2 separate regions of the Homo sapiens genome follow, and region 2 is linked to region 1. Evidence: chromatin loops called from intact Hi-C (ENCODE). Cell type or tissue: HCT116. All regions are shown on one strand. Each heading gives the region's core, and the rest is flanking DNA. Links, peaks and the distances in the headings are about the cores only. Region 1 overlaps NHSL3 (NHS like 3). Region 2 has its middle 19 kb from the start of ZBTB8A.

Evidence for each region. Hi-C counts contacts between places; a loop is a spot of excess contacts. Peaks named below come from ENCODE experiments on the same cell type or tissue, not always from the same donor. Only the 100,000 strongest peaks of a DNase experiment are listed, where the experiment ranks them.
Region 2: a loop joins it to region 1, with 16 times the contacts of the local background. A loop is called at or near these places in 38 of 110 quality-filtered maps.

Annotation. Positions count from the first base shown.
Region 1 is chr1:32,762,285-32,777,632 of GRCh38, reverse strand. It overlaps NHSL3 (NHS like 3), which reads right to left. Exons shown (of 7, transcript NM_020888.3): 2 at 9,676-9,846; 3 at 9,516-9,571; 4 at 8,858-8,981; 5 at 7,847-7,960; 6 at 5,192-7,753; 7 at 2,663-4,768. The coding sequence ends at 4,746. YARS1 (tyrosyl-tRNA synthetase 1) reads left to right here. Exons shown (of 13, transcript NM_003680.4): 13 at 1,542-2,394. The coding sequence ends at 1,652. Among named protein-coding and RNA genes, the nearest start is that of NHSL3, 28 kb to the right of the region's middle. RefSeq lists a silencer at 4,331-4,625 and enhancers at 7,243-8,158, 10,205-11,098, 11,099-11,991. In HCT116, for the core only: a CTCF peak has its summit at 4,426 (motif pointing right); DNase peaks (open chromatin) are centred at 4,472 and 7,958; H3K4me3 peaks cover 295 bases; H3K27ac peaks cover 4,265 bases.
Region 2 is chr1:32,512,441-32,527,788 of GRCh38, reverse strand. No RefSeq gene overlaps it. Among named protein-coding and RNA genes, the nearest start is that of ZBTB8A, 19 kb to the left of the region's middle. RefSeq lists enhancers at 6,390-6,509, 6,560-6,609. In HCT116, for the core only: a CTCF peak has its summit at 7,201 (motif pointing left); a DNase peak (open chromatin) is centred at 7,168; H3K4me3 peaks cover 428 bases; H3K27ac peaks cover 402 bases.

The sequences.
Region 1 (15,348 bases), core at 1-8,000:
TTATTTATTTATTTATTTTTCCAAGATGGAGTCTTGCTCTGTCGCCCAAGCTGGAGTGCAGTGGCACAATCTCAGCTCACTGCAACCTCCGCCTCCCAGGTTCAAGCAATTCTCCTGCCTCAGCCTCCTGAGTAGCTGGGATTACAGGTGCCTGCGACCACATCCAGCTGATTTTTGTATTTTTAGTAGAGATGGGGTTTCACCATGTTGGCCAGGCTGGTCTCAAGCTCCTAACTTCATGTTCCACCCACCTGGGCCTCCCAAAGTGCTGGGATTACAGGCATGAGCCACTGTTCCAAGCCTCCTGGCCATGATTTCTCTCACGCCTGTAATCTCAGCACTTTGGGAGGCCAAGGCAGGCAGATCACCTGAGGGCGGGAGTTCGAGACCAGCCTGACCAACATAGAGAAACCCCGTCTCTACTAAAAATACAAAATTAGCCAGGCACAGTGGCGTATGCCTGTAATCCCAGCTACTTAAGACGCTTAGGCAGGAGAATTGCTTGAACCTGGGAGGTGGAGGTTGCAGTGAGCCAAGATCACGCTATTGCACTCCAGCCTGGGCAATGAGAGCAAAACTCCATCCCAAAAAAAAAAAAAATTGAGGGGTTGCACTGTATAGTATTCTACCATAATTATCAAAATCTAACTAAGCTCTTTTTTTTTGGAGACGGAGTCTCACTCTGTCACCCAGGCTGGAGTGTGGTGGCGTGATCTCGGCCCGCCACAACCTCCTCCTCTCAGGTTCAAGTGATTCTCCTGCCTCAGCCTTCTGAGTAGCTGGGACTACAGGCGCCCCACCACCACACCCGGCTAATTTTTTGTAATTTTAGTAGAGACGGGGTTTCACTGTATTAGCCAGGATGGTCTCAATCTCCTGACCTCGTGATCCGCCCACCTCGGCCTCCCGAAATGCTGGGATTATAGGTGTGAGCCACCACGCCCGGCAATCTAACTAAACTCTTATTAGACATTGAGGTTATTTGGTTTTTCACTGTTAGAATGATGTGACAGATGTGACAGATGTCTTCATGCATAAGCCTTTGCACTTAGGTTTATTTTCTTAAACTAACTCCCTAAAATGAACTTACTTGAGTCAAAAGATGAATGTGAAAGCTTTTGACAAACATTTCTTAGAAAAGCTGAGCCAGCTTACCTTACCCTACTGGTATATAAGAGAGTTTTCAGGCTGGGCGCAGTGGCTCACGCCTGTAATCCCAACACTTTGGGAGGCCGAGGCAGGCGGATCACTTGAGGTCAGGAGTTCAAGACCAGCCTGACCAACATGGAGAAACCCCGTGTCTACTAAAAGTACAAAATTAGTCGGGCGTGGTGGTGCATGCCTGTAGTCCCAGCTACTCGGAAGGCTCAGGCAGGAGAATCGCTTGAACCTGGGAGGCAGAGGTTGCGGTGAGCCAAGATCACGCCATTGCACTCCAGCCTGGGCAACAAGAGCAAAACTCTGCCCCCCCTCCAAAAAAGGGGGGGTTTTCTTGCAGTCCCACCACCATCATTAAAATCTCTCTTATCTGTCTTGTCCAGGCTGACTTCAAAATTTCTGAGGAGTGCATCGCACAGTGGAAGCAAACCAACTTCATGACCAAGCTGGGCTCCATTTCCTGTAAATCGCTGAAAGGGGGGAACATTAGCTAGCCAGCCCAGCATCTTCCCCCCTTCTTCCACCACTGAGTCATCTGCTGTCTCTTCAGTCTGCTCCATCCATCACCCATTTACCCATCTCTCAGGACACGGAAGCAGCGGGTTTGGACTCTTTATTCGGTGCAGAACTCGGCAAGGGGCAGCTTACCCTCCCCAGAACCCAGGATCATCCTGTCTGGCTGCAGTGAGAGACCAACCCCTAACAAGGGCTGGGCCACAGCAGGGAGTCCAGCCCTACCTTCTTCCCTTGGCAGCTGGAGAAATCTGGTTTCAATATAACTCATTTAAAAATTTATGCCACAGTCCTTATAATTGGAAAAATACTGGTGCCCAGGTTTTCTTGGAGTTATCCAAGCAGCTGCGCCCCTAGCTGGGATCTGGTACCTGGACTAGGCTAATTACAGCTTCTCCCCAACAGGAAACTGTGGGATTTGAAAAGGAAAGGGAAGGGAAAACAGAGAACCTAGTGGTCTACCAAGTGGTTGGCAACTTTCCCAATGTCTGCTTACTCTGAGGCTTGGCACTGGGGGCCAGGGCCTGCCCCAGGGCTCCTGGAATTTCCCTTGATCCAGCTAGGCTGGGACACTCCCTAAATCAGCTGCGTGTTGTTAGCATCAGGCAGAATGAATGGCAGAGAGTGATTCTGTCTTCATAGAGGGTGGGGTACTTCTCCATAAGGCATCTCAGTCAAATCCCCATCACTGTCATAAATTCAAATAAAATGTCTGAACAAGGGTGTCTGGATGTGAGCTGGACCATCTCAGGAGAGAACACAAGTGTGAGGCAGCTGCTGGCCCCTCACCTAGTCTGGGGTTCCTTTACCCTGTAATGGGGGGTGGGGGGTAGAAGATGGACAAGACACCTTAACAGTCCCTTTGGCAGTACTAGGCAGAAGAGGCCCATACTTGGGTCCAATGTGTGCAGCAGGCAAAACATTTTCCCTTCTAAATGTGGGCCCAGACCACTGCCCTGTCCCCCCCACATTAAGAAGCAGTAGCCACAGCCAAGTTTCAATCATTTAATTAACATCTTTAAATGAAACACAGTTTTCTTCATGTGTCTCACTCAGGCTTCAGGGCAGAGGGAATGGATTTTTAGACATATCAAAGACTCAAAAATTTAAAGAAATATATATATGTATATATATACTTCTAACATTTTATGGAAATTAAAAATCAGAGGCTTTTGGTCTCTCCATTTACTCTAGGTCAAGCTCATTTACCCCAGAGGACAAAGAAGGGCTGCCTCTTCTAGACCCTCCCTTCTCCTTTGTCCTCTGTCCCACCCAGCAGGGAAACAAGCTCAGAAGATCCTAACAGGATAGAGTTCCAGTAATGTTGGAGGAGGGAGAGGGAAAGAGAAGTCAGGTTCTCTCCCACCTCCAGCCATTCCCAGGTTGCTGCCAGGGCCTGGTTTCATGCAGCTTTGACCCAGTCCTGGATCCTAGGGGGTGGGGTAGATCAGGAGCTCTGAGCAGAACAGTGCTCACTGATTATCCTCTTTCCCCAACTCAGTGGGCAGGTGCAGCGTACACCCAGCAGCACTCTCCACTGCCCACAGGCAAGGGAAGAATATTGATTGATTAGCTACAAGGAGAAGACAGTAGTGACTAGTGGAAAACACCCTGGAGAGGGCCAGAGGAACCTGGCTCTCACCACATCCCCTCTGTTCCCAGCCTTGGTGAGGGGGCGGGGAGGTCATGTCAACCTCTCTCCTTGGTGGTGAAGCTAAAAGCAAGGTTCCTTGCCAGACTCAAGCCCAAGTCACTGTTAAGGAAAGAGGATCAAGAAAGAAGCGGTGGCCCTGGGGGGCAGCCACGCTGCTGTGGACCCACAGGGGCCAATGGGGAAGCCAGCTTGCCTAGACAGGTGGCACAGGCTGAAAATAGAAAGGTTAACATTCCCGGAGAGTACAGTAAGAGAGGCTGATACCTAGGGGACCACCACCCAGCCTGCCCTAGAAGCACTGGGTGCCCCTCATTGACTAGAGAAGACTTGAGTAAAATGCACCTGTGGCTTCCCATCCTTGTCACTCAGCGTTAGCTGCCCCCAGTGGAACCACCTGTGCTGAAAGGCAGCTGCAGAAAGGACATGCACCGAAATGAGGAGAGAGAAAGGTCAGAGAATGAAGTGTGGAGGGCCAGGCCTGGGCCCACTGCTCAAGGAAGCTCCCCCCCTCCAGATGCTCCCTTCCATCCACCTCCTCAGTGCTTGCTCAGCCCAAAGGCTCCTGCCTCTGAAGTGCTGGGGGCCCACCCACCCCAGTGTGGTCAAGGAGGCAAGGGGCAGGTGCTTGACACTGCCAAGTGCCCCGAGATGACTCTACTGCTCACCCATTTCTTTGGGCCCTGGCAGTCTCCTACTTGTCCCCAGCATGGAGCACCTGGCAGAACTGGAAGGCAGGAGGGTGGTTGGTGAGTTGAGGCACAGGAAGGCCAATCCCCTCTGCACCTTTTGTGCTTTGGAATTCCACAGCCCCACACCTGCCCCCAGCCTAGAGAAGCCTGTGGGAACACAATGACTTGGCCACCTTCAGGAACCAAGAGGAGTAAACTGGACTGGGCAGGAGGGCACAGACTGGTCCCAAGCTATGGGCTGACTGCCGGGGATGGATTCTGCTGCCATGTAAACAGGCCCTTGGAATGCAACTTCCTGGGCCCTGGAGGATGGCCATGCAGCCACTTTTCAAAAGTGCTTTGATTCTGGACTATAGTATGTGCATGGTTTGGACATGAAAAAAAATGAAACTCAGGTGAGGTGTCCTGCTCCCAACTCTGCAGCCTCAGGGCCAGCAGGGGGCGCAGCCACCCTCTCCCGCCAGCTACCCACTTCAAGATGAGGCTAAGGCCAAGACTGAAGCGGCAACTGCCAGAGGTGAACCCATTCGGGAAAAGGCATGAGCGCAGGATGACTCTGAGGACAGGAGCAACACCAGGCTTGCATAAGTATCGAAGGCCGTGGAGGTTAAGGCTGCAGGCGCCCTCTCTATTAGGTTGTGTCTGCTGTATCCTCTCGTCCTTGGAGCTGCTCGGGTCCCTGAGATTGTGTTTCTGGGATGGGTCAGCAGTGCCAGTGAGGTGCCTGGTGGTCAGGCCAGCTCTTTCTGTGAGTCTGGGGGAGAAAAATAAGAGACACTTAGCAAGGGGCCTCCTGGCTTGGTTCTGGCACTAGGAGCCCAACAAAGCATACCCTCACCCAACCTTCTTACCGCTTTGATTTACTGACAGTGCCCGCAGCACTGGGCTGGACACCCTACACATGTTCAGACACTATAATGTAGGTGTCACTGCCCCACACTTTACAATGTAGCTAGGAAGGGTAGGGAAAGAGGCAAAGTTGGAATTCAAACACAGTAGGCCTGACACTCACACACCATTCTCCTCTGGGCCCCAGCAAGGGTGACAGCTTGCCCTTCCCAGGCATTCTCAGACCAGAAAAGTTAAAGATCCAAGAACAAATCCCCCATGGCGGGACTTCAGATTCCTACTTCCCATCATCAGCAATGGGACCTCACCCTAGCACTGCCCACTGTACCTGAGCCCGGGAGGCCCATCTTCTCCTCTGGGCCCACCAGCTGCAGGACACCTCCATTCTCCGCCAGCTCCCTCTTAGTCCTGTCCTGGGTGTGAGGGAGCCCATTGGTGGGAGGAGCAGTAAGGGGCTCAGCTCGAGGGTAACTGGGGGAGGCGGGTGGGGGGACTCCCACAGACGGCTTGCGGGCCACAGGTGGGGGAGCCTTAGGTGACTTCTTTGGGGCCTGGGGTGGCCGCTGCTCTGAGATGCTCCGGAGTTCTGCCACCAGATTCCGCTGGAGGTCAGCCTGGGTCTCAGGGGACACGGGCCGCTCCAGCTGCAGCTTCCTAGAGCCCTTGGAGAAGATGAAACTGGCCGTTGAGGCAGGGGACTGGGGAGGCCGTGGCTCTGCCTCAGGCGGTCCGTTGGGCTGAGCACTTGAGAGGCCTTCACTGGCGGCCAGGCTGCAGGCCTTGAGTCGGACCGCAGCATGGAGCCCTGAGGAGGGGGCAGGCACTGGGCTGGCCCGCCCTGACAGGGCCCTTCGCAGTGGTTTCTGGGGGGCCGATGGCCCCAGTGCTGGGGTGGGAGCCCCTCCTGGAGCACCCACGGAGCGCAGCCGCACCATCTGCAGGAGCGAGGGCGTGACCAGGGGCGCACCTACGTCCTCCCTGGGAGGCCCACCACCCTTGCTACAGCCCACCGGTTCCTTCTGAGGGAGCTTGGCCACATGCCCTGGGGCGGAACTAGCAGGAGCTGGGGCTGGCGGAGCTGGAGGAGGGTCTGGGCTACCCGGGGGCTGAATCTGCAAAGCAGTAGCTGAGGAGGACGAAGCAGCCGGGGAGCTGACAAGCTCTGGGGAGCCTGAAGGGCCTGCAGGCTCAGGGCTGGCCACAGAGAAAAAAGCCTCCTCTGGTGGGGGGAAGTCAGCCATGGACAGGTCCTGCTCCTCAGGGGCAGGGGGTGGGGGAGGGGGCCAGTTGGGATCTTGGAGGGGCTCCTCAGCAGTCTCTGAGGCAGATGGTGCCTCCACAACCACCTCTGGCTTCTTAGTGGGTGGTGGGGGTGGATGATAAGATGGGGGTGGGGAAGGTGGGGGTGACTGGTCTTTGGAGATGACAGGAGACTCCTGCAGTGGAGTCAAGGTTGTCTGGGGAGTGGGAGGGGACTGAGGACTGGCGTCAGTGGTAGAAACAGGCCCAGGAACCACAGCAGGGGCGGCTAGAGCAGGGGCAGCTGGGTTAGGGCTCCTGGGCTTGGAGGGAGGTGGGGAGAAGGGGGCAGGCACCTTGGGGTGAGGAGGTATGACAAACCTGTCACCCAGGGGGGTCAATATCTGTGGCCCAGAGCGGTCTGAGGGGGCTGGGTCAGAGGAGGAGGAACATAAAGACGTGAGGGAAGAGGAGACGGAGGCCCCAGGGGAGCGAAGAGACGTGACACGCTCTGGTTTAGGGGGCTGGGCCTTGCCTGGGGAAGCAGGGGGACCTGCCAGGCCCTTGGGAGGGAGGGTGGGAGTACCACTTTGGCTCGAGTATCCACTGGAGGGCGAAAGTGTCCGTTCTGGGGACCGTGGGGGGCGCCGGGAACCACCCGGAGACAAGCCAGGTACCCAGCTGTTGGCTGGGTTGGGTGGACAGGGTGCTGCCCCCGCCCCTTCTGAGCCACCAGTGGTGGGTGGCCGAGGCAGCTGGGGCTGCTGCTTACGCTCAGGCTTAGGGGGCAACCCTAATGGCCCATCAGGCACTGCTAAGCCCCGCTGATGGAGGGAGTGGGTCCGGCGGGGAGGGGGTGGAGGCCGCTTCAGCTTACGCAGGGACACACTCCGGCCAGACAACTGCCCACTGCTCCGAATGCTGAGTGTGTCTGAGGCCTCAGCAGTGCTGCCCCCACTGGGAGAGCCCCTCCCACTGCCTCCCTGGGGAGGGGGTACCACGCTATTGCTAGCCGTAGAGCTCTCCGGCTGGCCCTCAGAGCCACCCTTAGAGGAGAGGGTGGAACCGTCAGACACAATGGTGTCGGAGGATTGAGAGTGGCTCCAGGTGTCACTGGAGGAGGATGGGTGGCGGCTGCGGGGCTGTGGGCTGGAGACGGAGGAGAAGCGCCCCAGCGAGCGGACTGAGGCTGGGCTGGCCGAGTGCAGGCTGCAGCGGCTTAGTGTGCGCAGGCTGCAGCGGCCTAGGGCCACCACGTCCACTGTAGGCGGCAGCACAGCATGTGGAATCAACTTCGACAGGTAGGTGGCCTGGGGGGAGATGGACATGGCCGGGCTCAGGGGCTCTGCAGGCCCTGCCCCTCCTGTCAATCCAGGCACTGCTAGGGACATGGGCCGGGTCAATGGTGGGGCCCGGGTACCCGTGGACCGGCCAACAAAGGTGTCATCCCGGTAGACACGGTCAATGTGGCGCTGCAGCATGGCCTCTGTCTCAGCGCCAGCCTCCGCCTCCGCCTCCAGCGCCTGCAGGGACACCCGGGCCCCCATCCCTGAGGTGCCTCGGGGGCGGCCGTCCACTGTGGGGATGCGTACGGCATCCCGTGCACCAGGAGCCCGGGGCGTGCCTGGTGCCTCACGCTCATTCCTCAGGCCTGGAAGGGACAGGGAGGAGGTGGGGTCAGCAGAGAGGGGATGACCAAGGCTCCCCACCCACCCCACCACTGCCCTCCTAACCCAGGCCTCACCAAGCTCCTTCTGCACATGCTGCGGGAGTCCCAGCACAGTGCTCCGCCGCTCCCGCCGACGCCGCCCTGACTTTCCAGATTTGGGAAATGAGTCATGGGGTCGGAAGGTGGAGCCTGGGGGCCAGTCGTGGGAGAAAAACTGTTAGAGCAAAGGACTCCAGGCACATTCTGCAGGGCACTACTTTTGTAATAAGAGCTCTGCGAGAAATGGTTTCCACAGTCAAGTAGGTATGGGCAAGGCTAGGTTAAACAAAGCTAGAGGCTTCTTTCTGTAAGACTAAGGCTACTAAGTCAATGATGGTAATTTCCCTTTAGTGATAGCTTACTATTTAGTAAACATATTATTACGTGTTAGTCGTCATTCTAAACATTTGGCATTCATTCCAATAGGGTACTTATCCTCATTTTTATAGAACATCAAACAGAAGTTCAGAGAGGTTAAGGGTTTTCCCAAGGTCACACAGCTGGCACTAGTTAGTTACACCAGGCTTCCAACAGTTAAGATTTTCTAACTCTTTTTTTATTTTTTTTTTGAGATGGAGTCTCACACTGTCGACCAGGCTGGAGTGCAGTGGTGCAATCTCGGCTCACTGCAAGCTCCACCTCCTGGGTTCACGCCATTCTCCTGCCTCAGCCTCCCAAGTAGCTGGGACTACAGGCACCCGCCATCAGGCAAGGCTAATTTTTTGTATTTTTAGTAGAGACGGGGTTTCATTCACCGTGTTAGCCAGGATGGTCTCGATCTCCTGACCTCGTGACCCGCCCACCTCGACCTCCCAAAGTGCTGGGATTACAGGCGTGAGCCACCGCACCCGGCCGCCAAGATTTTCTAACTCTTAACTGCTTTATAGTTAGTGTGTATCACGAATGTGCAAGAGGACACAGGGTACTGTGTTTCCCGAATTCATTGAATCAGAGAGCCTGGTGAAACACTGGATAAGGAGGAAAAGAAGCTACAGATGCTGGGACCCAATGGAGCCCACTGTCCCTCTCCCCTGCCCATGAATCCACCTTTGCGCTGGATCATCTCCGAGCGGATGGAGAGCGCGTCCTCTGCTGTGGAGCTCTCAGCCACGTAGGATGTGGTCTGACTGCAGAAGGAGATGTTGTCTTCATCCGGCCCCGTCCGGGAGGACTATCAGGGTAGAAGGAGATCTGGGTGGGGCTGTCTCCTCAAGGCTCCCCATTGGAACTTTTTTTTGAGACAAATCCAGCTCAGGCTGGAGTGCAGTAGCGAAATCTTGGCTCACCACAACCTCCGCCTCCCAAGTTCAAGCGATTATCCTGCCTCAGCCTCTCAAGCAGCTGGGATTATAGGTACCCTCCCACCATGCCTGGCTAATTTTTGTATTTCTAGTAGAGACAGGGTTTCACCACTTTGGCCAGGCTGGTCTCAAAATCCTGACCTCAAGTGATCCGCCCACCTCAGCGTCCCAAAGTGCTGGGGTTACAGGTGTAAGCCACCTCGCCCAGCCTCCCACTCGAACTTTTGAGTCACAGATCCCCTCCAGCATCACCTAGCACTGAGCAACCCTGAACTAGCCCTCAGGGTTCATTTAGTGTAGCCCTTTGTGATAAAGAAACTGAGACCCAGAAATGTTCCAAGACATCCTTGCCAGGGGTCAAGCAGGTAGAGAAGAGTCAGGACTGAGCTGGAGGCAGGGCTCACCTGGATACTCTGGGTGTCTCCATGGTCCCAGCCACCCTTGTTCAGTTTCTGTTTCTCTGGAAGACACCAGAAGGGTCTGTTGGGTTAGGCCCCTGACCTTGACAGCTGACAGTGCAGCACTGGAGGGAGGAGAGGGGAGGGGAGTGGAGAGGAAGCTTACCTTGGTGTTGTAGGGAGCGGAGCCCCTCCTGGGCCTGAGTGTGCAGCTCTTCCAGGTGGGGGGGTCGCCCACTGGGAAAGAAGACGTTGTCCTGGTGCTCATCCACTGCAGACCCTGGCCCCTGGCCAGGCCCTACACTTAGATGTTTGTCATTCTCAGCCTTGGCAGAGCCTAGTAGGAGGGAGGAGGAAGGGAAATGAGGTAAAGGCATCTGGGCCCTGCAGGGGCACAGGTCTCACGGCAAGGGCAGTCATGGTCCCCAGACTGCACACGGCCATTGCATATACAAGCAATGCCCCCTTCCCCAGTCTGGACACATAACCCACAGTTCTGGAGTAAACACTCAACACACACAGCCCCCATATACACAAACTACACCCAAGTGTACATAAATCTGAGTACCCACACCACACAAAGGGCCCCATATAAGGCCCCACACACAGGGCACACAGGTACACAGGTCTACTGTGTACGTACACAGCACTCACAGATGTCATTCATGTATATAAACAAAGGGCATCCGAGTATAAACACACATAGGTACACACACCAAGCACACCCAGCCCGCACGTAAACACACAACACCCACAGTCCCTGCTCTGTATATACACAAACAGTAACCAAGTATACACACGACTATGTACTCACACGTCACTCAGAGCCCCACAAAAAACATCCCGAGTATACACATAGCCCATAGTAAATACATTGCTCTCGCCTCCATACCCAAAACCCCACTTCACAGGAAAACAAACCACTCTTTTCATGCCACCACTTGAACCAGGTCCAGGAAGAAGATATCACGGGAAATCAGGAAGGAGAGACAGCTGGCATGAGTTACAACCATATTCCCAGAAAATCCTAGGGGGGATGCAGACCAAGGAGATAGCCTCCTGGGTCCCCTACTCACCCATGTGGCTGCCCCTTAGTGGAAGGATGGGCAGGGGAGGGGAGAAGAAAGACCCAGGCCCCTCCACCCGCCCAAGGGAGCTCCAGTCTCTCTTGGGGAAATAGTCCCAGGTATCCCCCTCTCCTGGAGGCCCTGGCCCTGGCCCTGGCCCCTGTTGCAGAGGAGCCAGGGATCCATTACAAAGGATCCTGTTACAAGCCCCGCCTGTGGAGGGGCTGGCCATCTAATCCTGGGGATGGGGGGCTGTGTCAGCACTTTGCAGCCCCAGCCCCCCCTTTAAATGAAACCCACAACATAAGCAAAAGCGCTGGAAGGGTCATGTGACCTTGGTAACACCTTATAAAGGGACGGGAACAAAACAAGCCCTTTAAAGGGCCATGCTCCAGGAGCAGGGTCTTCAGTTCAGAAACCTGCCTTTCCTCCTCCCTCAGCCCATTCGTCAACAGCCAGAGCTCCTGCCCTAGGGAGTCTGCAGGAATCCCACAGGTCAGAGCTAGGAGGCCCCCAACAGATCCAACCAGACCAGTGCCCGAGATCCCCAGATTTTACAAGTGGGGAAACGGTTCAAAGGGGCAAGGCCTTGCCTAAGGTCACCCAGCAGTAGGAGTCAGACTGACCCTGGACTCAACTCCAGGTTCCCAGAGGGGACTCCCGGATCACACTCAGAGTAGGGGCCCCCAACCCTCAAAAGTCCAATAAACTCTTGTCCCTATGTCTTAATCCAGGTCTGAAAGCCCAATTCCTAGGAGAAGGAAGGAGGAACAGGCCCCTCCCTCCAAAACTTCTCCATTCCCAGGCCTCTAAACAGGATTTCACTGAGCAGGCTTCCCAACTTCCAGTGGTACTACTCTCCTCTCTTCTGGGCCGCCCACGTCCCATCCTCCCCGGCACACTAGGAAAGGCTAGTACATCTTGACTGGGAGGCTGTACCCAGTAAAGTGTGGGTACCCCGGCAGGGAGGCAAGTCTCACGGGAGGGCTGCAGGCTTCAAGGTCAGAGACACCTGGATCCATCCTCCCAACCCACAAGCAGGGCCCAGACAAAGGCAGCAACAAAGCGGCTGGACAAAAGCACAGCCGGATGGGAGATTCTGGCCTCATTATCAGCCCCCAGCCCCACCCCATTACTTTTGCCCAGCCTTGATTCCTCATTCTACATAAGGGTCTGGGAAAGGGAGGCATCGAGCATCCCTCCCCTCCCCCCAAGCCACACCCACTCACCCTTCTTCTTAAACAGCCCTAGGAGCGCCGGGAGGCGGCGGCCAACGAACACCACCATGACTGCGGGCGCCACTCGAGACGTTCCCTATCCCACCCTGCCTCTCCAGAGCAGAGCGCGGGGCGTACCTTCACTGTAACCCAGCACTATGGGGATGCGAGCCCTCCCGCCCCGCCGCAGAGCACCGGCTCCAGACAGAGGAGGGGGAGGGGCTGCTCTCCATGTCCTCCTCCCACCTTCGCCACTGATCCCGCCCATCTGCCGACCCCACCCCTTAAATGGGGTGCAGGGGCACAGAAAGGCAACTGAGGCCAGGAGTCCGTGGGTGCTCTGCTCCAGTAGAGTATGATTAGGAGGACCGAAGATACTCAATCCAGCAGCAGATCACTCACCCTGCCTGCAAGTCCAGAGTTAAGGCAGGGGTCCCAGCTGCCAGATGGTAGGTGGAGGGGCTACCAGACTAGACTTGGCAGGGTGCCCACCTGCAAGCCTCCTGGCTGCCTAGCGTAATTCCCTGGGGAAAGAGCTCGGAGCCTGCAGCAGCCAGGCAGGAGCCCAGAGCTGCTAGTGGGATGGCAAGGCTGTGGGCAGAGGCCCCCAGAGGGGCAGGGGCCAGTCCCAGGACACAGTCCTGGGAAGCCAGGGAGATGCCCAGAGCAGAACCACAGTGGCTGGCAGTACAGCCCCTCATACATAGGTTCAGCCCCACACTTTCCAAAGGACTTTCTTCCTACTTTGGCAATGTGACATCAGAAGCCCAGAGAAACACAGTAAACTCTCCAAGATCACACTTAATCTTGCAGAGGCTAGACTTCAAAGCAGACCTCCTTCTCCCCTAGCCTGGAATTCTTCACATTGGCCCCACGCTGTCAGTGATTCTGTCCTGGATCACCAGGCAGGGAGAACAGAATTAGCCAAGAAACAGTCCATGGGTGAAGGCAGTAAAAAAGGAGGTGAGGTGGAGAAGTACTGGAAAAGAAGTCAGGTCGAGGTTCAAATCCAGCTCCATCACACAAGTCACGATCTCATATGAAAATAAGGCTAATAACTCCTCTTTTTAAGATTGCTGTGGCTCACGCCTGTAATCCCAGCATTTTGGGAGGCCAAGGTGGGCAGATCACTTGAGGTCAGGAATTCGAGATCAGCCTGGCCCAACATGGTGAAACCCTGTCTCTACTAAAATTAAAATTAAAAATTAGCTTGGTGTGGTGGTGCATGCCTGTAATCTCAGCTACTCGGGAGGCCGAGGCAGGAGAATCTCTTGAACCTGGGAGCCGAAGACTGCAGTGAGCCAAGATCCCACCACTGCACTCCAGCCTGGATGACAGAGCAAGACTCCATTTCAAAAAAAAAAAAAAGAAAAAAACAAGATGGTTGTATCCATTCACTTGATCAGCAAACATGTGTTAACCTAGTACTAGGGACTATAGTTAATGGAGAAGAACTTTATCTTGTTCACCAGTTTATCCCCAGAGGCTAAATCAGTGCCTGGAACATGTTATGAGTTGAGTTCAAAAAATATTTGATGAATACATGGATGAGGTAAACTAACAATGTAATTTTGGGTAGTGAAGACTCCAGAGCTGTAACAGGAAGCTTTGGTGGGGCCGGGGGGCGGGGAGAGTGGTTTAGTTAGGTTGTCAAGAAAAGCCCCTCTAAGAAAAGAATAGGCTGGGCATGGTGGTTCACACCTGTAATCCCAGCACTATGGGAGGCCGAGGCAGGAAGATGGCTTGTGGTCAGGAATTCAAGATCAGCCTGGGCAACAAGGCAAGATCCTATCTCTACAAAAAACTTTGAAAATTACCCAGGCGTGGTGACTCACAGCTGGGGTCCCAGATATTGGGAGGCTAAGACAGGAGGATTGCTTGAGCCTGGGAGGTTGGGGCTGCCGTGAGCCATGTTTGAGCCACTGCACTCCCGCCTGAGTGACAGGCATCTTTAAAAAATAAAATCAGCCAGGCGCGGTGGCTCACACCTGTAATCCCAGCACTTTGGGAGGCCAAGGCAGGCAGATCACCTGAGGTCAGGAGTTTGAGACCAGCCTGGCCAACATGGTGAAACCCTGTCTCTACTAAAAGTACAAAAAAATTAGCCGGGCGTGGTGGTACACACCTGTAATTCCAGCTACTCGGGAGGCTGAGGCAGGAGAATCGCTTGAACCCGGGAGGCAGAGGTTGCAGTAAGCTGAGATCCCGCTACTGCACTCCAGTCTGGGCAAGAGTGAGACTCTGTCTCAAAAATAAATAAATAAAATACAATAAAATAAACAGAAAAGGACATTGGAACTGACACTTGAATACTGAGGAGCCAGTCAGGGCAGGTACCTGGGGAAGAGTCTTCTAGACAGGCTACAGCAAGTGGAAAGGCCTTGAGGCAGGAGTGGTGGATTTCAAGGAAGAGAGAGGAGGCCAGTATGGCTGGAGGATTGAGCAATGGAAAGAATGGTAGGAGACGGAATCAGAGGAGAGCAGGCGACAGGTCAGGCTGGGCCCCATAAGCCTTGAGGGTTTCAGCTGGGTAGTGACACTGTTAAAAAATATTCTGGCCGTGCACGGTGGCTCACGCCTGTAACCCCAGCACTTTGGGAGGCTGAGGCAGGTGGATCACTTGAGGTCAGGAGTTCAAGACCAGCCTGACCAACATGGTGAAACCTTGTCTCTACTAAAAACACAAAAATGAGCCGGGCATGGTGGTGGTGTGTACCTGTAGTCCCAGCTACTCAGGAGGCAGAGGTGAGAGAATTGCTCAAACCCAGGAGGCAGAAGTTGCAGTGAGCTGAGATTGCACCATTGCACTCCAGCCTGGGTGACAGAGAGAGACTCCGTCTCAAAAAAAAAAAAAAAAAAAATTCCAGGCTAGCACTGTGGCTCACACCTGTAATCCTAGCACTTTGGGAGGCTGAGGTGGGCAGATCACCTGAGGTCAAGAGTTCAAGACCGGGCCGGGCGTGGTGGCCCATGCCTGTAATCCCAGCACTTTGGGAGGCCAAGGTGGGTGGATCACGAGGTCAGGAGTTTGAGACCAGCCTGGTCAATATGGTGAAAGCCCGTCTCTACTAAAAATACAAAAATTAGCAAGGCGCGGTGGCGGGCGCCTGTAATCCCAGCTACTTGGGAGGCTGAGGCAGGAAAATCGCTTGAATCCGGGAGGCAGAGATTGCAGTGAGCCGAGATCGCAGCCATTGCATTCCAGCCTGGGCAAGAGAGCAAAAAAATTCCGTCTCAAAAAAAAAAATAAATAAAAGATTTCCTGGGAGGCTGGGCTTGAGCCCAGGAGTTCGAGGTTACAGTGAGCTATAATTGTACCACTGCACTACAGCCTGGGCAACACAGTAAGTCCCTGTCTCTAAAAAAAAAAAAGTAAATATATAAAAATAAAGCTTAAAAAAAAAAAAGATTCCCCTGATAACTCTAAAAAACATAGCAGAGACTGTGAAAGAGAGTCTGTGAACTATATATATGTATCTGTGCAGTATCCCACCAGCCGTGCCTAAGGACACCTCTCTGTCATAGCATCTTTCTCTCTGAGTCCCTAGGGAACTA
Region 2 (15,348 bases), core at 4,186-12,185, 250 kb after region 1:
CTCCACTTCCTGGGTTCAAGCGATTCTCCTGCCTCATCCTCCCAGGTAGCTGGGATTACAGGTGCCCGCCACCACACACGGCTAATTTTTGTATTTTTAGTAGAGATGAGGTTTCACCATATTGGCCAGGCTAGTCTGAAACTCCTGACCTCAGGTGATCTGCTCGCCTCAGCATCCCAAAGTGCTGGAATTACAGGTGTGAGCCATCGCACCTGGCTAAGTATATCATTCTTATTTTAAATTTTTGATCCCTCTATTCTAATAATTCTTAGATTATATATCTATGTATATAATAATAATATACTACACTATATACTGTGTGTATATGTACATGTAATTTAGCTTACCCTTTTTTTTTTTTTTTTTTTTTGACAGGGTCTAGCTCTGTCATCTGGGCTGGAGTGCAGTAGCGTGATTATGGCTCACTGCAGCCTTGACCTCCCAGGCTCAAGTGATCCTACTGCCTCAGCCCCCTGTGTAGCTGGGACCACAGGCATGCACCACCACTCCTGGATAATTTTTTTTTTTTTTTTTTGAGATGGAGTCTCGCTCTGTCACCTCAGCTGGAGTGCAGTGGCGCTATCTCGGCTCACTGCCAGCTCCGCCTCCCAGGTTCACGCCATTCTCCTGCCTCAGCCTCCTGAGTAGCTGGGACTACAGGCGCCCACCAAGACGCCCGGCTAACTTTTGTATTTTTAGTAGAGACGGGTTTCACCATGTTAGCCAGGATGGTCTCGATCTCCTGACCTCATAATCTGCCCACTTCGACCTCCCAAAGTGCTGGGATTACAGGCGTGAGCCACCACGCCTAGCCTTTTTTTTTTTTTTTTTTTTTTAAATAGAGACAAGGTCTCATGTTGTTGCCCAGGCTGCTGTCTAACTCCTGAGCTCAAGCCATCCTCCCGCCTCAGCCTCCCAAAGTGCTGGGATTATAGGCATGAGACACATTACCTGGCCTATTTTTATTTTTTGTGGAGACAGGGTCTTGTTTTGTTACCCAGGCTGGTCTTGTACTCCTGGCCTCAAGTGATCCTCCCACCTCGGCCTCCCAAAATGTTGGGTTTACAAGCGTGAGCCACCGTGCCTGGCCAGCTTACCCTTTTTCTCATGGTGGTTGTATTCTGTCCTGTAAAGTCATGTTCTCTGGAGTATTGGCTACTCTCTCGCTAATGCGGCGTTTCTGTGGTAAAGAACCAGATTATTTTTGTTCCCAATCTCTTGTGGGCCTATTTATTGCAGCAATATCAAATTGCTGTAAAACTTTTAAAATGCTTGCTCTCGCTTTCTGTACTCACCGTAGACTAGGTACATCATTCCTTGGACCACATTTTGACTAGTATTGTCCTAATGTGTGTTGGGAGAAGGTGTTATTCATGATGGTATACTGTATTAGTCTTATTAGTCTTTCCAAATGTTCCCTCCTTCATCCCAAGAGGATTATACATTTCCACCCATTGCTATGTGACTTTCAATGACTCTCTGTAGGCAGAGTGCAGTTCCCTGCTCCAGTGTCTGGCTTGGCCTTGGGACCTGCTTGGGCCAGTGGAATGTAAGCAGTGACAGCGTGCCAGCTCTGAACAGGAGCTTTAAGAGGCATGATGCATTTTCACCAGCAATCTTGTTCTTCCTCTCTGCTGCAAAAACAGTATGACCCAAGTAGGGGCTGCTCTTGCAGCTCAGCCTGGGTCATGGGGTGAGCACGGAAGCTGCCCTGTAGTCACCAACATGTAACGTGAGCAAGAAATAGATGGTTTTTGTAAAGCAAGGGTTGCCAAATTACAGTCCATGGGCTGAACCAAGTCTACTCTCTGTTTTTGTAAGATCTGTAAGCTAAGAATTGTTTTTTATATGTTTGTTTGCTTTTTGTGTGTGTGTGAGACAGGGTCTCGCTCCACTGCCCAGGCTGGAGTGCAGTCGTGCAATCACTGCTCACTGCAGCCTCGACCTGCTGGGCTCAAGCGGTCTTCCCACGTCAGCCTCTCAAGTAGCTGAGAATATAGGTGCATGCCACCAAGCCCAGCTAATTTTTTAAATTTTTTTGTAGACATGGGGTTTTGCCATGTTGCCCAGACTAGTCTCAAAGTCCTGAGCTCAAGCGATCCTCCAGCCTAGGCCTCCCAAAATTTTGGATTACAGGCATGAGCCACCACACCTGGCTTTTTTTTTTTTTTTTTTTCATTTTCGAAGGGTGGAAAAGTAATCAAAAGAAGAAGAATATCTTGAGATATTAAAACTATATGAAATTCAAATTGTTAGTATTCATAAATAAAGTTTTATTGGAACACAGCCATTCTCATTCATTTATATATTGTCTGTGGCTGCTTTCACGCTATAACTGCAGAGCTGAGTAGTTGCAGCAGAGACGATATGTCCATCCCACAGAGCCCAAGATATTTACTGTTTCACCTTTTACAGAAAACATTTGCTGGCCTCTGTTGTAAGCTAAAGAGATTTTGAGGTTGGTTGTTACCTCAGCAAAGATGACTAATGTAGTCAAGATGAATTTAAGGAGAGAGAGGGAGTAGCCCCAGAGCAGGGAGCACCAGGCACCACAAAACCACTCTGGCTCACTCCTGTTTGCCCTCACTGTGGTCAGGTGGCCCTTCTGAGCTTTCACCTTTAAACTCCTCGGAGGAAGTAGCATTGGGATGAGGCAGTCTCTTGGCTTGTAATTCCTTAGCCTTGGGTATTTGGAAGAGAGGCTGACAGTGAATGCGCACCTGCTCACACTTTCCCCATTCTTCCAGCAGGACTCGGTGCTGCCCTGACTTTACTCTGTCAGTGCTGGCAGCCTGGACTTTACTCCCTCTCCCTCTCTAAGTTTAATTGGAGCCTCTTCTTGGCTCTGTTTTTTTCCCTTTTATTATTTTTTTATTGATACGTAATAGATGTACATATTTTTGGGGTGCGTATGATAATCTGATATATTCATGTAATATGTAAAGATTGAATCAGAATAATTGGGATGTCCATCCCCTTAAATATTTATCTTTATTTATTTTATTTTTTTTTTAGACGGAGTTTCGCTCTTGTCACCCAGGCTGGAGTGCAATGGCACTATCTTGGCTCACTGCAACCTCCGCCTCCTGGGTTCAAGTGATTCTTCTGCCTCAGCCTGCTAAGTAGCTGGGATTACAGGTGCCTGCCACCACACCTGGCCCTAGTATGTCTTTTTGTTTTGTTTTTTAAAGAGACAGAGTTGGCTGGGCACGGTAGCTCACGCCTGTAATCCCAACACTTTGGGAGGCTGAGGCAGGCGGATCACCTGAGGTCAGGAATTCGAGACCAGACTGGCCAACCTGTCTCTACTAAAAATACAAAAAAATTAGCTGGTGTGGTGGTGCATGCCTGTAATCCCGGCTACTCAGGAGGCTGAGGCAGGAGAATCGCTTGAACCTGGGAGGCAGAGGTTGCAGTGAGCCAAGATCGCACCACTGCACTCCAGCCTGGGCAACAGAGCGAGACTGTCCCAAAAAAAAAAAAAAAAAAAAAAAACCGCATGCGGTAGCTCACACCTGTAATCCTAGCACTTTGGGAGGTTGAGGTATGTGGGTCACCTGAGGTCAGGAGTTTGAGACCAGCCTGGCCAACATGGCAAAACCCCACCTCTACTAAAAATACAAAAATTAGGTGCACATGGTGGCACGCACCTGTAATCCCAGCTACTCAGGAGGCTGAGGCAGGAGAATTGCTTGAACCTGGGAGGCAGAGGTTGCAGTGACCTAAGATCGTGCCACTGCACTCCAGCCTGGGTGACAGAGCGAGACTCCGTCTCAAAACAACAACAACAACAAAAACAAAAAACATACTAGGTCTTATTTTTTCTAACTGTATATTTGTATGCTTTTTTTTTTCTTTTTCTTTTTTTTTTTTTTTGAGATGGAGTCTCGCTCTGTTGCCCAGGCTGGAGTGCAGTGGCGCGATCTCGGCTCACAGCAACCTTTGCCTCCCAGGTTCAAGCAAGTCTTGTGCCTCGGCCTCCTGAGTAGCTGGGATTACAGGCATGCGCCACCACACCTGGCTAATTTTTGTATTTTTAGTAGAGACAGGGTTTACCATGTTGGCCAGGCTGGTCTGGAACTCTGGACCTCAGGTGATCCACCTGCCTCAGAAGCCCAAAGTGCTGGGATTACAGGCATGAGCCACCGAGCCTGGCCAGGAAAACTCCTATTTTTCCTTCAATATTCAGTTCAGACATCAACTCTCCTGGGAAGCCTTATGGCATCCCTCCGCTCTGCTTCTGGAGGGCCCTAAACAAACATCTCCATTACTGTTCTTATGAAAAATGTTCTTGACTTTTCCTCTGTCCATTTCTTCAACTATGGAGGACAGCCATTTCCTGTTAGTTTGCTGAAGTCACTTACATGTATGTGCCCTGTGTCAGGTCCACTGCTGATGTCAGTAGTGTACAGCCCAGAGACATAAACCATGCCACGAATTTGAACATAGAAACTTTAATATAAAGAATTATACTAAATTATCCAGGTGTGGTGGTGGACACCTGTAATCCCAACTACTCGGGAGGCTGAGGTGGGATTATCAATTAAACCCAGGAGGTGGCAGTTGCAGTGAGCCAAGATCATGCCACTGCACTCCAGCCTGGGCAACAAGACTCTGTCTCAATAAAAAAGAAAAAAGAAAAAAAGAAGCCAGGTGTGGTCGCTCACGCCTGTAATCCCAGCACTTTGGGAGGCTGAGGCAGGTGGATCACCTGAGAGGTCAGGAGTTCGAGACCAGCCTGGCCAACATGGTGAAACCCTGTCTCTACCAAAGATACAAAAATTAGCCAGGCATGGTAGCACATGGCTATAGTCCCAGCTACTTGGGAGGCTGAGACAGAGAATTGCTTGAACCCAGGAAGCGGAGGTTGCAGTGAGCCAAGATCATGCCACTACACTCCAGCCTGGGCGACAAAGTGAGACTCTGTCTCGGGGCAGGGGGAGTGGGGGGAAGAAAAAAAGAATTATTATTTTCATTTTTATTTTTTTCAGACGGCGTCTCGCTCAGTCACCAGGCTGGAGTGCAGCGACACGATCTCAGCTCACTGCAACCTCCGCCTCTGGGGTTCAAGCGATTCTCCTGCCTCAGCCTCCCGAGTAGCTGGGACTACAGGTGCACACCACCAAGCCCAGCTAATTTTTGTATTTTTGGTAGAGACAGAGTTTCACCATGTTGGATGGTCTCGATCTCTTGACCTCGTGATCTGCCCGCTTCAGCCTCCCAAAGTGCTGGGATTACAGGCGTGAGCCACTGTGCCCGGCCTAGAAAAAAAGAATTATTAACTAGTAAAAGGTGGGGAGACGTTTTTTGTTTTGTTTTGTTTTGTTTGTTTTTTGAGACGGAGTTTCACTCTTGTCACCCAGGCTGGAGTGCAATGGTGCAGTCTTGGCTCACTGCAACCTCCACCTCCCAGGTTCAAGTGATTCTCCTGCCTCAGCCTCCCAAGTAGCTGGGATTACAGGCGCCTGCCACCATGCCCAGCTAATTTTTGTATTTTTAGTAGAGACAGGGTTTCACATGTTGGCCAGGCTGGTCTCGAATTCCTGACCTCAGGTGATCTGCCCACCTCTACCTCCCAAAGTGCTGGGATTACAGGCATGAGCCACCACACCCAGCCAAGAGAGATTTCTTATAAGGAATTGGCTCATGGGATTATGGAGGCTCACAAATCCAAATCTGCAGTGTGGGCAGGCTGGAGACATAGGAGAGCTGACAGTGCAGTTCCAGTCCACAGAGTCTGCTGGAGAATCCCCTCAGGAAGGTTGCTCTTTGTGTTCTATTTGGGACTTGAGCTGATTGGATGAATCCCACCCATGTTATGGAAGGCAATCTGCTTTACCCAAAGCTCACAGATTTAAATGTTAATCTCATCAAAACACCCTCCAAGTTGACACACAAAATTGACTAGCACAGGTAATTATCTACTAAAATGGAAACAGGGCTCCAAAGAAAACAGGAATACAGCCAGGCATGGTGGCTCATGCCTGTAATCCCAGCACTTTGGGAGGCCGATGTGGGAGGATCACTTGAGCCCAGGAGTTTGAGACCAGCCTGGCCAACAAATTAGCCAGGCATGGTGGTGCATGCCTATCATCCCAGCTACTCAGGAGGCTGAGGCAGGAGGATCACCTGAGCCTGGGAGGTTGAGGCTGCCATGAGCCATGATTGCACTACTGCACTCCAGCCTGGGGGACAGAGTGAGACCCTCTCTTAAATACATAAATAAACAAACAGGAATAGCAAATGTAGCAAATGGCAAAGACAACAGGACCAGCTATTACCTTTAAGGTTGAAGGAGAGTACTCAAGGAAAGAAGAAACTTGCAAGAGGACTTCCTTTCCCATGCCCCACCAAAGACTGGGATTTAGACCTCTTCAGAGAGGATATGTCTGCCGCCTGCTGGATGGTGAAGTTCATTGAGGTGCCACAGGTGTGGGCTGGAAGATCTGTGGCCACCCACCAGGGTGCCAGCAAACTCACTGCAGGGTGGGCACCATTCCCCATGGAGCTGTACTGTAGGATGAAGAAGAAAGTTGCACTGAAGCCGGGCACGGTGGCTCAAGCCTGTAATCCTCGCACTTTGGGAGGCTGAGGCGGGTGGATTGCCTGAGGTCAGGAGTTCGAGACCAGCCTGGCCAACGTGGTGAAACCCCGCCTGTACTAAAAATACAAAAATTAGCCAGGCATGGTGGCGGGCTGAGACAGAAGAATTGCTTGAACCCCGGAGGCAGAGGTTGCAGTGAGCTGAGACCACGCTATTGCACTCCAGCCTAGGCAACGAGAGTGAAACTCTGTCTCAAAAACAAAAAAACAAAAAAAAACTTGGCCTGGCGCAGTGGCTCACGCCTGTAATCCCAGCACTGTGGGAGGCCGAGGTGGGCGGATCACATGTCAGGAAATCGAGACCATCCTGGCTAACACGGTGAAACCCCGTCTCTACTAAAAAATACAAAAAATTAGCCTGGCGTGTTGGCGTGAGAGCTGTAGTCCCAGCTACTTGGGAGGTTGAGGCAGGAGAATGGCGTGAACCCGGGAGGCGGAGCTTGCAGTGAGCCGAGATCGCGCCACTGCGCTCGAGCCTGGGCGACAGAGCGAGACTCCGTCTTTAAAAAAAAAAAAAAAAAAAAATTACACTGAAATCACTAAGCCCCTGCCTCTGCTATTGCAGTGTCCCTCTGGCGCCCTCTATTGACAGGGCCTAACATTGCTCTAGCTGGGAAAGAAGAAATGTTTATAGAGTCCAGCTGGTTGCACAAAGCAGGGCAAAAAAAGCTTAAGTTTGAAGTTAAGTGATGATAAATTGATAATTTGCATACATTTGAGGAATAAATGAATGTCTTCATCACCAAAACTGTAACTAACTAGGAGGATCATCGGTTATCTGAGATATTCAAGTGAGAAAAATATTTAAATTTAATAAAGAAAGATGTGGGACTCTTCATTGGAAGAAAAGGGGAAAATAGGCGGTTGGACAAACCGCTGGTGACCAGGGAGATAAAAGACTAATAGAAAGCAAAGAGGAGGGGCCTGGTGCGATGGCTTGCGCTTGTAATCTCAGCCCTTTGGGAGGCCAAGGCAGGAGATCGCTTGAGCTCAGGAGTTTGAAACCAGCCTGACCAACATGGCAAAACCCTATCTCTACAAAAAATACAAAAAATTAACCAGGCGTGGTGGTACGCACCTGTGGTCCCAGCTACTCGGGAGTACTACTTGAGCCTGGGAGACAGAGGTTGCAGTGAGCCAAGATCATGGCATTGCACTCCAGCCTGGGCGACAGAGTGAGACCCTCTCAAAAAAAAAAAAAAAAAAGCAAAGAGGAAACAAGAAGCTGGAACAGATACCTGTGAATTTGTACCAGCTCTTTAACAAATGTAATGATCTTACCCTCATCTTACTCATCTCAGAATTAGAAACTTATACTTTATATGTTTATTATTCCAGTGACTATAGTTCCCATACCACACTTCAAAACACATCATCTAACAATAACTGCAGTCATGCACCACATTTTGGTCAACAATAGACTGCATATACAACAGTGGTCTCTTAAGAATATAATGGAGCCGAAAGCTTCCTATTGCTTAGTGATGTTGTAGCTGCGGTAGCATCCTAGCACTGCGGTGACACTGGTGTAAACAAATCTGTGCTAACAGTCATACAAAATTCTAGAACACATAATTATGTACAGTGCAGAATACTTGATAATAAATGACTATGGGCTGGGCACAGTGGCTCACCCCTGTAATCCCAACACTTTGGGAGGCTGAGGTGGAAGGATCACGAGGTCAGGAGTTCAAGACCATCCTGGCCAACATGGTGAAACCCCATCTCTACAAAAAATACAAAATTAGCTGGGCATGGTGGCGCGCGCCTATAATCCCAGCTACTCGGGAGGCTGAGGCAGGAGAATCACTTTAACCTGGGAGACAGAAGCTGCAGTGAGCTGAGATCATGCCACTGCACTCTAGCCTGGGCAACAGAGCGAGACTCCATCTCAAAAAAAAAAAAAGTTACTGGTTTGTGTGTTTAAATACTATACTTTTCATCATTATTTTGGAATGTACTCCTTCTAGTTATATTTTTAAAAGTTTTCTGTAAAACAGCCTCAGGCAGGTCCTTCAGGCGGTATTCCAGAAGAAGATACCATGATCATAGGAGATGACAGCTCCACGCGTGTTATTGCCCCTGAAGACCTTCCAGTGGGACAAGATATATAGATAGAAAACAGTGATATTGGTAATCCTGACCTTGTGTAGGCCTAGTCTAGTCTAGTGTGTGTGTGTGTTGGTGTGTGTGTGTCTTAATTTTTCACAAAAAAAGTTTAAAAAGTAAAATTAGCCGGGTGAGGTGGCTCACGCCTGTAATCCCAGCGACTTTGAGAGGATGAGGTGGGCAAACTGCTTCAGCTCAGGAGTTCAAGACCAGCCTGGGCAACATGGCAAAACCCTGTCTCTACAAAAAGCCCAAAAATTAGCCAGTCATGGTGTTTCAAAAAAATTTTTTAAATAGGAAAATGCTTATAGAATAAGGATATAAAGAAAGAAAATATTTTTGTACCGCTGTAGAATGTGTGTTTTAAGCTAAGTGTTATTACAAAAGAGTCAAGTGGGTTTTTTTGGTTTTTGTTTTTTATTTTGAGACAAGGTCTCCCTCTGTCACTCAGGCTGGAATGCAGTAGCTTGATCATGGCTCACTGCAGCCTCAAACTCCCAGGCCTAAGTGATCCTCCCCACTCAGCCTCCAGAGTAGCTGGGACTATGGGCGCTACCATGCCCAGCTTATTTTTTATTTTTTGTAGAGATGGGATCTCACTAAGTTGTTTAGGCTGGTCTTAACTTCCAGGCTCATGCAATTCTCCGGCCTCAGCCTCCCAAAGTGTTGGAATTACGGGCTTGAGTCACCACACCTGGCCTAAGAAGTTTTTTGTTTTTTGTTTTTTTTTTGAGACGGAGTCTCACTCTGTCGCCCAGGCTGGAGTGCAGTGGCGCGATCTCGGCTCACTGCAAGCTCCGCCGCCCGGGTTCCCGCCATCTCCTGCCTCGCCTCCCGAGTAGCTGGAACTACAGGCACCCGCCACTACGTCCGGCTAATTTTTTGTATTTTTGGTAGAGACGGGGGTTCACTGTGTTAGGATAGTCTCGATCTCCTGACCTCGTGATCCACCCGCCTCGGCCTCCCAAAGGGCTGGGTTTACAGGCGTGAGCCACCGCGCCCGGCCGTAAAAGTTTTTTAAAAATTAAAAAGTGTATAAAGTAAAAATGTTAGAGCAAGCTAAAGTTAATTCACTATTGAAGAAAGAAATTTTTAAAAATAAATTTAGCCAGCTGGGCGCGGTGGCTCAGGCCTGTAATCTTAGCACTTTGGGAGGCCGAGGTGGGCAGATCACCTGAGGTCAGGAGTTTGAGACCAGCCTGGCCAACATGGTGAAACCCTGTCTCTACTAAAAATACAAAAATTAGCTGGGCATGGTAGCGCGTGCCTGTAATCCCAGCCACCCAGGAGGCTGAGGCAGAATTGTTGGAAGCCAGAGGCGGAGGTTGCAGTGAGCTGAGATCGTGCCACTGTACTCCGTCCTGGGTGACAGAATGAGACTCTGTCTCAAAATAAATAAATACATTTAGCCTAAGTGTACCGTGTTTATAAAGTCTACAGTAATGTCCTAGGCCTTCATATTCAGTTACCACTCACTCACTGGCCCTTCTAGAGCAACTTCCAGTCCTGCAAGCTCCATTTATATAGTAAGTGCCATTAGGTGGACCATTATAGGTGTACCTTTTGTTAATTTTTGATACTTTTTTTGGGGGGGTGGTGGGGGGACGGAGTTTCTGTCTTGTTTCCCAGGCTGGAGTGCAATGGCACAGTCTCTGCTCACTGCAACCTCTGCCCCGCTGGGTCCAAGCCATTCTCCTGCCTCAGCCTCCCGAGTAGCTGGAATTACAGGCTCGCACCACCACGCCCGGCTAATTTTTGTATTTTTAGTAGAGATTGGGTTTCACCATGTTAGCCAGGCTGGTCTCAAACTCCTGACCTCAGGTGATCCACATACCTCAGCCTCCCAAAGTTCTGGGATTACAGGCGTGAACCACCACGCCCAGCCAATACTACATTTTTACTGTACCTTTTCTATGTTTCAATACAGAAATACCATTGTGTTGGCCGGGTGCGGTGGTTCACGCCTGTAATCCCAGCACTTTGGGAGGCTGAGGCGGGCAGATCACCTGAGGTGCAGAGTTCAAGACCAGCCTGGCCAAGATGGTGAAACCCCATCTCTGCTAAAAATAAAAAAATTAACCAGGCATGGTGGCAGGTGCCTGTAATCCCAGGTACTTGGGAGGCTTGAGACAGAAAACTGCTTGAACCGGGGAGATGGAGGTTGTGGTGAGCCAGGATAGCACCGCTGCACTCCAGTCTGAGCAGAGCAAGACTCCGTCAAATAAATACATACATACATACATGCCATTGTGTTACAGTTGCCTACAGTTTTCAATACAGTAACACACTGCACAAGTTTGTAGTCTAGGAGCAACAGGCTATAGCAGCGGTCCCCAACCTTTTTGGCACCAGGGACCAGTTTTGTGGAAGACAATTTTTCCATTGAAGGCAGGGATGGAAATGGTTTTGGGATGAAACTGTTCCACCTCAGATAATTGGGCATTAGATTCTCATAAGGAGCACACAACCTAGATCCCTCGCATGCGCAGTTCACAGTAGGGTTCCCACTCCTATGAGAATCTAATGCCACCGCTAATCTGACAGGAGGTAGAGCTCAGGCAGGAATGCTTGCTCGCCAGCCACTTACCTCCTGCTGTGCAGCCCTAATAGACTAGGGACTGGTACCAGTCTGTGCCCCAGGGGTTGGGGACCCCTGGGCTATACCATATAGCCTAGTTATATAATAGGCTATACTATCTAGGTTTGTGTAAGTACATTCTATGATGTTCATGCAAATATGAAATTACCTAATGATGCATTTCTCAGAATGTATCCCATTGTTAAATGATAAAAGACTGTATTTTCCTTTTTTTTTTTTTGGACAGGTTCTTGCTCTATCACCCAGGTTGGAGTGCAGTGGCATGATCATGGCTCACTGAAGCCTCAACCACCTGGGCTCAAGTGATCTTCCCACCTCAGCCTGCAGAGTAGCTGGGGCTACAGGTGCGTGCCACCATGCCTGGCTGTTTTTTATTTTTTGAGACAGAGTCTCGTTCTATCACCCAGGCTGGAGTACAATGGCATGATCTCAGCTCACCCAGGAGCCTCCACCTCATGGGTTCAAGCGATTCTCCCGCCTCAGCCTCCCAAGTAGTTATTTTGTGTATTTTTAGTAGAGATGAGGTTTCACCATGTTGGCCAGGCTGGTCTTGAACTCCTGACCTCAAGTGATCTGCCTGCCTCGGCCTCCCAAAGTGCTGGGATTACAGATGTGAGCCACTGTGTCTGGCCTTAAACATTTTTTTTTGTAGAGATAGGGTCTTACTATGTTGCCAGGGTGGCAGTGAGGTCTGTGCTGCCTATAGACTCTTCAGAGAGTCGCCTCCAACAAGAACTCCTGGGCGCAAGTGATCCTCCCACCTTGGCCTCCCAAAGTGCTGGGATTACAAGTGTGAGCTACCGTGCCCAGCCTATATTTATTTTCATGAAAACTTTTACAAAGGGAATCACATTAAATGTCAGTTTCATCTAATGTTGTTTTACCTGAAATATCTTGCCAAAAATTATTGGTAATGTAATATTAGGCTAGTGTTTCCACAATTCATTTTATTTATTTGTCTACTGTATTGGCTACACAACAACTATCATGTTTCTGTTTTATTGTTTTTTCTTTTTCCTTTTTTTTTCTTTGAGATGCGGTCTTGCTTTGTCACCCAGGCTGGAGTACAGTGGCTCAATCGCAGCTCACTGCAACTTCCACCTCCCAGGTTCAAGTGATTCTCCTGCCTCAGCCTCCCAAGTAGCTGGGATTACAGGTGCCCACCACCACACCCGGCTAATTTTTGTATTTTTAGTAGAGACAGGGTTTCACTAAGTTGGCCAGGCTGGTCTCTAACTCCTGACCTTAGGTGATCTGCCCACCTCAACCTCCCAAAGTGCTGAGATTACAGGCGTGAGCTTACTAGACTTGCTTTATCTCATATCTGTCTATCACTCTGTCCATTCATCCATTCATTTTCCTTTTTGATACATTCCAAACCAAATTGCAGGCATCAGTATACTTCCCCCTTAAAAAAGGCTCATATATAATTAATTAAAGTTCAATGTTTATACATATTTTTTTCTTTCAAGGTAAAATTTACATACAATGACATGTACAAATCTTAAGTCAACTTTTGCTGAGTTTTTAAAAATCCATACACCTGTGTAACCAAAACCTCTATAAAGACACAGAACCTTTTACTGGTTGATTGAGACAGAGTCTTGCTCTGTTGCCCAGGCTGGAGTGCATGGCACAGTCATGGCTCACTGCAGCCTTGACCTCCTGGGTTCAACAGACTCTCGTGTCTCAGCCTCCCAAGTAGCTGGGATTACAGGCATGTGCCACCATGCCTGGCTCTTAGTTATTTTTTTTTTTTTTTTGTAGAGACAGAGTTTTGCCATGTTGGCCAGGATGGTCTTGAACTCCTGGCTTCAAGCAGTCCTCCTGCCTTGGCCTCCCAAAGTGCTGGGATTACAGATGTGAGCCACTACACCCAGCCCAGAACCTTATCATCACCCCAACAAATTCCCTCATGCCCCACCAGGTCAATTTCTTTCCTTAACTTCCTATAGGCAAACCTTCAACTTTGATTCCACAAAGTTTAGTTTTACCTGTTCTAGAACTTCATATAAATGGAACTATAAAACATGTGATTTTTTTTTTCTTTTTTTTTTTTTTTTGAGACAGAGTCTCACTGTGTTACCCAGGCTGGAGTGCAGTGGTGCGATCTCGGCTCACTGCAACTTCCACCTCCTGGGTTCAAGCAATTCTCCTACCTCAGTCTCCCTGGGATTACAGGCACTCACCCCCATGCCCGGCTTTTTGTATTTTTAGTAGCAATGGGGTTTCATTATGTTGGCCAGGCCGGTCTTGAACTCCTGACTTCAAGTGATCTGCCCGCCTCAGCCTCCCAAAGTGCTGGGATTGCAGGTGTGAGCCACCGCACCTGGCCAAACATGTGTTCTTTTGTGTAAAAATTATTTTACTCAGCATAATGTTTTTAAGAGTCATCCCTGTTGTTGCATGTAGCTGTAGTCCATTCATTTACATTGTTGAGTATGCCACTGTACGAATATATAAGATTATATATATTCTCCTATTGATGGACACCTGATCTGCTTCCAGGTTTTAGCTATTGTGAAGAGAGCTGCTATGCACATTTCTGTACAAGTGTTTTTATGCATGTACATTTTCATTTTTCTTGAGTAAATAACCTAAGAGCGGAATTGCTGGTTCATAGAGTAGGCATATGTTTAGTTTTATAAGAAACTGCCACATTAAAAAAAGAAAAAGACAAAAAAAAAAAAAAAAGAAAAGAAACTGCCACATTTTTTCCCCAAAGTGGCTGTACCATTTTACACTTAAAAAAAAAAAAAAAAGTGAGCACCAGTTGCTATACATTCTTTCCAAATTTGGCATTGTTAGTTTTATTCATTTTAGCCATTGTGGTAGGTGTGGAGTCATGTTCATTTTAAAGGCTGATCTAGGCTGAGCATGGTGGCTCATGTCTGTAATCCCAGCACTTTGGGAGGCCAAGGTGGGTGGATCATTTGACGTCAGGAGTTTGAGACCAGCCTGGCCAACATGGTGAAACCTCGTCTCTACTAAAAATACAAAAAATTATCTGGGCGTGGTGGCGGGTGGCTGTAGTCCTAGCTACTTGGGAGGCTGAGGCAGGAGAATCGCTTGAACCCAGGAGGCAGAGGTTGCTGTGAGCCGAGATTGCACCATTGCACTCAAACCTGGGTGACAGAGTGAGGCTCTGTCTCAAAACAACAAACAAGCAAACAAAAACAAAAACCTCTTCCTAGTACCTTATCAACTGGATATTATGAATCATTTTAATTGTTGCTAATTTGATTGGTTAAAAAATAGCAACTATCTATTGTTTTGACCTGCATCCTCCCCTCACCAGTGAGGCTGAACATCTTCTCATCTGTTATTGAGTATTGGGTGTTCATTTCTTCTCCTGTAAATTCCTGTCCATAGCCTTTGTCTTTTTTGTTGTTGTTGTTGTTGTTATTTGGGTTTTTTCTTTTCTTTTTTTAGACAGAGACTCGCTCTGTTACTCAGGCTGGTGTGCAATGGCGCGATCTCTGCTCACTGCAACCTCCGCCTCCCGGGCTCAAGCAATTCTCCTGCCTCAGCCTCCCAAGTAGCTGGGACTACAGGTGCATGCCACCATGCCCGACTAATTTTTGTTTATTTAGTAGAGACAGGGTTTCACCATGTTGGCCAGGCTGGTCTCAAACTCCTCACCTCAAATGATCCACCCACCTCGGCCTCCCAAAGTGCTGGGATTACAGGCGTGAGCCACTGCGACCGGCCTTTTTCTTAAGGAGCTCTTTGTGTATTATCAATATCAATTCTTTTTCCATTATATGTTTGACAAATATATGACTCCAATCTTTTTCATCTTTTAACTTTGTTTATAATGTCTTTTATGTTACAAAACATTTTATTTTGACCTAGTAAACCTTACTTTGGACTACACAGTAGTTCATTCTTTTCTTCTGTGGTCTCTGGGTTTTATGTTTTTTCTTAGGAAATATTTTCTCACATCAAGTTTATATTATCTGTTATTTTCTTTAAATATTTTAATGACTTTTTTATGTTTAGAACTCTTACCTATCTAAATGTTATTTCGCTGTATA